Linked DNA regions of Homo sapiens: region 2 is linked to region 1. Evidence: chromatin loops called from intact Hi-C (ENCODE). Cell type or tissue: ascending aorta. All regions are shown on one strand. Links, peaks and the distances in the headings refer to the core of each region. The heading gives the core; the rest is flanking DNA.

What was found. Hi-C counts contacts between places; a loop is a spot of excess contacts. Peaks named below come from ENCODE experiments on the same cell type or tissue, not always from the same donor. Only the 100,000 strongest peaks of a DNase experiment are listed, where the experiment ranks them.
Region 2: a loop joins it to region 1, with 2.9 times the contacts of the local background. A loop is called at or near these places in 9 of 110 quality-filtered maps.

What each region holds. Positions count from the first base shown.
Region 1 is chr12:108,518,395-108,521,292 of GRCh38, forward strand. FICD (FIC domain protein adenylyltransferase) reads left to right here. Exons shown (of 3, transcript NM_007076.3): 3 at 6-2,816. The coding sequence ends at 1,081. Among named protein-coding and RNA genes, the nearest start is that of FICD, 4.6 kb to the left of the region's middle. In ascending aorta, for the core only: a CTCF peak has its summit at 1,360 (motif pointing left); no DNase peak of the experiment used is centred there.
Region 2 is chr12:108,303,937-108,306,840 of GRCh38, forward strand. The region is part of intron 2 of CMKLR1 (chemerin chemokine-like receptor 1); the gene reads right to left. Among named protein-coding and RNA genes, the nearest start is that of CMKLR1, 34 kb to the right of the region's middle. RefSeq lists enhancers at 1-159, 1,730-2,251. In ascending aorta, for the core only: no CTCF peak of the experiment used is centred there; DNase peaks (open chromatin) are centred at 1,785 and 2,425; H3K4me3 peaks cover 1,676 bases; H3K27ac peaks cover 2,500 bases.

The DNA of each region.
Region 1 (2,898 bases), core at 1-2,500:
TCCAGCGGGTAAGTTGGAAGCCAGAGCTGCCCTGAACCAGGCCCTGGAGATGAAGCGCCAGGGCAAGCGGGAAAAAGCCCAAAAGCTCTTCATGCACGCCCTCAAGATGGACCCGGACTTCGTGGACGCGCTCACCGAGTTTGGCATCTTCTCGGAAGAAGACAAGGACATCATCCAGGCGGACTACTTGTACACCAGAGCATTGACCATCTCACCCTACCATGAGAAAGCACTGGTCAACCGCGATCGGACACTGCCTCTTGTGGAAGAGATCGACCAGAGGTATTTCAGCATCATCGACAGCAAAGTGAAGAAGGTCATGTCCATCCCCAAGGGGAACTCAGCTCTGCGCAGGGTCATGGAGGAGACCTACTACCATCACATCTACCACACAGTGGCCATCGAGGGCAACACCCTCACCCTCTCGGAAATCAGGCACATCCTGGAGACCCGCTACGCCGTGCCCGGGAAGAGCCTGGAGGAGCAGAACGAGGTCATAGGCATGCATGCAGCCATGAAGTACATCAACACGACTCTGGTTTCGCGCATCGGCTCCGTCACCATCAGCGACGTGCTGGAGATCCACAGGCGGGTGCTGGGCTACGTGGACCCCGTGGAAGCCGGCAGGTTTCGGACAACACAGGTCCTGGTCGGACACCACATCCCTCCCCATCCGCAGGATGTGGAAAAGCAGATGCAGGAGTTTGTACAGTGGCTCAACTCCGAGGAAGCCATGAACCTGCACCCAGTGGAGTTTGCAGCCTTAGCCCATTATAAACTCGTTTACATCCACCCTTTCATTGATGGCAACGGGAGGACCTCCCGTCTGCTCATGAACCTCATCCTCATGCAGGCGGGCTACCCGCCCATCACCATCCGCAAGGAGCAGCGGTCCGACTACTACCACGTGTTGGAAGCTGCCAACGAGGGCGACGTGAGGCCTTTCATTCGCTTCATCGCCAAGTGTACTGAGACCACCCTGGACACCCTGCTTTTTGCCACAACTGAGTACTCGGTGGCACTGCCAGAAGCCCAACCCAACCACTCTGGGTTCAAGGAGACGCTTCCTGTGAAGCCCTAACCCTAGAAATCCTCAGTGACAAAGGCTGTCCTGAGGTAGGAAAAAAAAAAAGAAACAGCATTTCTAGAAACCTAGTCACTTCCTAAAGCAAAAGGAGAAACATTCTTTACCTCCAAATGTTTTAGTTTTAAAAAAAAAAAAAAACTAAGTTATGAAGCCTTGTCTCTAAAATAACTTATAATTCAACCAAGCTATTTATTTTCTTCTTTGGAGCAAGCTAGTCAGTATTGTATGGTGTCTGCTGTGTCTTGCTGGTGGCCGTGCTTTAGGGGCAACAGTGCCACCATGTGACCAGAACAAAGGTTCTGGAGCAGAATTTGCACTAAGGTGGAGGAGCGGCCAAGAGGTGTGGGACGGGGCCCAGAGCCACTGACATAACTCCTCCAAGTGCTTCTCTGAAACAGGCTGAGAGGTTCTGTGACTGCAACTGGGAAGTCAGACCCAAGTCGCAGCTGAGAGAAATGGTTGAAAGCTCACTTTCTCAAGGTTTAGATTAGTGGTGACTAACTTCCAAGCAAACTTCATAGAAGAGAAAATGAATGCCGACATTCCTTACTTACCTGCAGGAAGACTTTTTGAGCCATAGTTTGCAAACTTTAGTGCCAGCAGCTGTTTTTTTTTTTTTTTTTTTCATATTGAGACTATTTTTCTAATTAAGAATAGGGGGTAGCCATAAAGAGCTGTATGTTGGAGGGGGAAACATGGTGGGCGGGCAGTTTGGTTTTCTTTGTGTATCCGCGTTTCTCTCACACTTCATTTGTAGCAACTCAGGCCAGATGTTTTCGTCTGAAATTCTCTGGGCTTGTCATTCCACCTGTATCGTGCTGCAAACCAGGTGTTATGCTAGTAGGCATCTGCCCTCACCCCTCTGCCTGAGTTTTCTGTAGGCAGATGTTAACCTGAGAAAACAAGTGCCATGTGGACACCAAGTAAGCATTTTTGATAATGAATTAGAGCACCAGTTTCTACTGAATGGAGCAAAAACCTTCAGCCATGGCCAGGCTGCATCCCTTTGGTCCTGGAGTTTCATCTACTTACTGCCATCTTCCACGGTCTTTGCACTGTCCCGTGTCCCATCCCCCTGGGAGGCAGAAGAGATTGCCTCGGAGTGGCCTTATTTTTCTCGCAACTTGTGAAATGATGTAGTGCTCTATGTAATATGGCCGGGTTTCCAAGCTGTCATCCAATGGAAGTAGAATCTTCTCTTTGAATCATATGGTACAGGTGCCAATATGACTGCTGCTATTTAGAGTCAGAGAGGTGGAAGTCACTGGGTCCCTTTCCCAGTGACAGAGCCCATGATGTCTAACACTACTGCACTTTGTCAGTGTGTGAGTGATGGCGAATACGCAGTGTTGTCTCTTTGATTTGGTAATTCCGTTCCTGACAGTAATGAGGCCACTGCTCTAAAGTAGTTTATACAGTTCTTCAGTTGTATAAATAGCACAGAGTAGTTTTTGAAAGGTTAAGAAAAATAAGTGAAAAGACATACACGATATATGAAATGGCTCCAAATGATAATTGTTCAAACCTTTATAAAATGTGTTTTCGTACTCTTATGCTGCCAGAGGTACTTCTTAAAACTCTTCTCGTCTTGGTTTTATAAGCACACCACGGAGGTCTGACAGATGTGCTTGCTTCTACTACAGAGCAAGAGAATTTGCACTTTAGCTATATGTGAAGGATATTATTTTAACAAATTCCTGATTCTAATAAAGTTATTTTATTACATGAATGCTTGAGACTGTCTTATTTGGGAGATGTTCCCATCTGTCATAAGGGCAGTGGGGGTATTCTGACCTTTAGCCCTATTCATA
Region 2 (2,904 bases), core at 292-2,791, 210 kb before region 1:
GGATGCAGCACACCGTGGGTGAGAGCACACCTTTTCTCTCTGCAGCCTCCCCCTAACCCTGCAAGGTCACTGGTATCAGTCCCACTTTACCAACGGGGATGTCTGAAGCTGAGGCAGGGGAGCAAGTAGCTTGCCTCACACCTGCCTGGTTGGTTGATCGATGACAGTGTTAAGCAGGGATTGCAGGGCTGGAGGACAGCAAGGTTGGGTGTTTACCCTCCAGCTCCTTCCCTGTAGGGTCTCCATGGGTCGACTTGGCCACAGCTATACTCTCCAGGCACCAAGAACCACTGCTCCCTCTTGCCCCTCAGCCTAGAGACAGTGAGTTCTCCTTGCCATTACCAGGACTGGGATTCAAAACCCAAGTTCATATGGATCCAGGGCCTCACCTCCTCTGGCTGTTCCCCTGCCGGTGTGTGTCCTATGGGCTCAGTGTACAGCAGGGCCGGGGACCATCTGGGCAGCAGATATTTACCTTCTGCTTCCTTGATTAAACCCCTTTGCCCAATGGGTTCTTTACATCGCAAAGCACTGGCTCCTTTTCTGCCCTGGTCTCTCTGTCCTTTGTCTCTTTCCCTGCTTCCACCTCTGTCCTGTTCTTACTCTCCTCTGTCTCATATCTGACTTGTTCTTTCTGCCTCTCTCTCTCCCCCAGTCTCTGTGTTTGCCTCTCTTTGTTCCTGGCCCTCTCCGTCTCTTCCATCTCTCTGCAGTCTCCCTGTCTTCTCAGTCTCCACCTCCTCCTCTCTCTTCCCATGTTTTCTCCACCTCCTGCACACCGGTCACGGGTCAGCCCTCCCCCTCTGACAGGCTCGGCTGCCCCTCACCTGCAACATTCCTCACCTGTGCGCCTAGCCAGCCCAAGCTTCCAGCAGCCACTCTGTCAATCTGCTGTCTCTTTCATCGCAGGCTACCACTAACCTCTTCCTGAAAGCAGGCCACAGGCCAAATGCAGGGGCTTTATCAGGGCCTGTGGGCGTAAGAGCCCATCAGGGAAACTGGAAACATTCCTCGCTCTGCAAATGACCATGTTTGGCCTGGCTCCTGTCCCCATCTTCTCCCCACATGACCCACCCTGACAGTCCAGCCAGATGGCTCAGACACCTCTCCTCCAATTCTGTCAGCCTCCAAAAGGAGCTGGGAGGCCCCTCGGAGGACCATCTCTTGTAGCAGGGGAAACTAAGGCCCAGAGAGTGCATGACCCTCTCTAAATCATAGAAAAGAGGGACTTGGTCTCTCTTGTTTATGGTGTATCCCCAGAGCCTAGAACTGTGCCTGGGACTTCCATAACTTCTGCCTCAGTGTGATCCACATAGACCGTTCCATAGATTTGCAAATAGGGACTCAGAGAGGTGAAGTGACTAGTCCAGATTCACACAGCCTTTAAGCATCAGCTCGGGATTTGAACCAAGGACTTTTTGACCCCAAAGCACAAGATCACAGCCTCAACCAGCAGCTGAAATGTAATGAGGCGGGCCAGTCACCACTCTTGCCCTCAAAAATGTCTCTCCTGAGCAGCATACCAGCCTCCCCCTGGCCTGGACGACTGTAGGTGCTGATGTCTTTGCCTGCTGCCTTCTGGGCCAGTCCATTCACCAGATCTCCTACCCTCCAGGGCAGAGAGAAGGGGCCTCTCATCTCCCAAGGATGGCTCCAGAGACACCTCCAGATCCCTGTATCCCCAGGCTCTGACAGACTCGGGAACCTGGAAACCACACAGTGTCTGCAGATGTTCCAGCCACAGGCCTGGCTGCCAGCCCCAGGACAGAATTAGCTCCGTGTCAGGAGAGAATTTCCTCCCTGGTCCCACGCCCACATGTGGGAGCTCGCACTGAGTCACTGCAGCAGAGCAGAGCGGCACGGGCTGCCTAACAGACTGTCCCATTTTCTTTCGGGTTTGGAAGGGGCCACGACGGAGCTTAGGACTCCATAAGAATGGGCAAAAACAAGGAGCTTATGCCCCTGAACCCAGACAGCCCACCTGCTTAGAGGCCAGGAAAAGCAGCTGATGAGCTCACCGACTCAGGGAGACCCCCCCACCCAAAATATTCACGCCACTGCCTGGCATCCTCCCATTAGAACACTACTCCTTGAGCCTTAAAAGCGTTTCCTTCCTCTCCGGGGATCTCTGTCTCCAGATCCCTGTCTGTTCTGTGCCCTACAGGCTGACCTGCTTGAAAATCTCAATAGGCTGTTTGCCCTCTGACCTCTGGTTTGATCCACAACTGCAGGCGTGGAGCGTGCGGTTGGGTACAAACCCTCCAGCTCCCTCCTTGTCAGAGGTGTGCGGGTTGGCCACAGCCACACTCCTTGGGTGCCTTAACTACTTCCTGCTCTAGCCCCTCAGTCTAGGAACAGTGAGTTCTCGCCTTCACTGGACCCGGAGCGTGGTAGGGATCCCTTGTACTGTCTACCCTTTTGTCAGTCCTCCCCTGACTAAGTTCTCGTTAATCACCTCATTTGAGTGGGTTGTCCATCTCCTGCCAACACTCTGACTCAGAAACCAGACTCTCCACACTTTCCCCTCCCTCCCTACCCACACATCTATCAACAAGTTCTTCCCATTTTGTCCTCCCAACAACTCACAGCTGTGAGCATCACCTCTGCTTACCTATGTGGCTACCAGGGGCTCCTAACTGGTTAGAAACCTATCTACCTAGTACACAGACCATTTTATTCCTAGTAGACAAATCTTTTCAAGAAGCAAACCACATCATGTCACTCCTTGCTGAAAACCTCTTAGCACCTCCTTGTTCTTAGAATCAAGACCAATGCCTTACTATGGCCTGAGCAATCTAGACCCTGCCTACCTGAGGACTGAGCTGAGGCTCGAGCCCAGACCCAGACGGAACCAAGTTCCATGAGAACACGCCCTTGCAAACTCAGCCTCATTACTTTATTGGA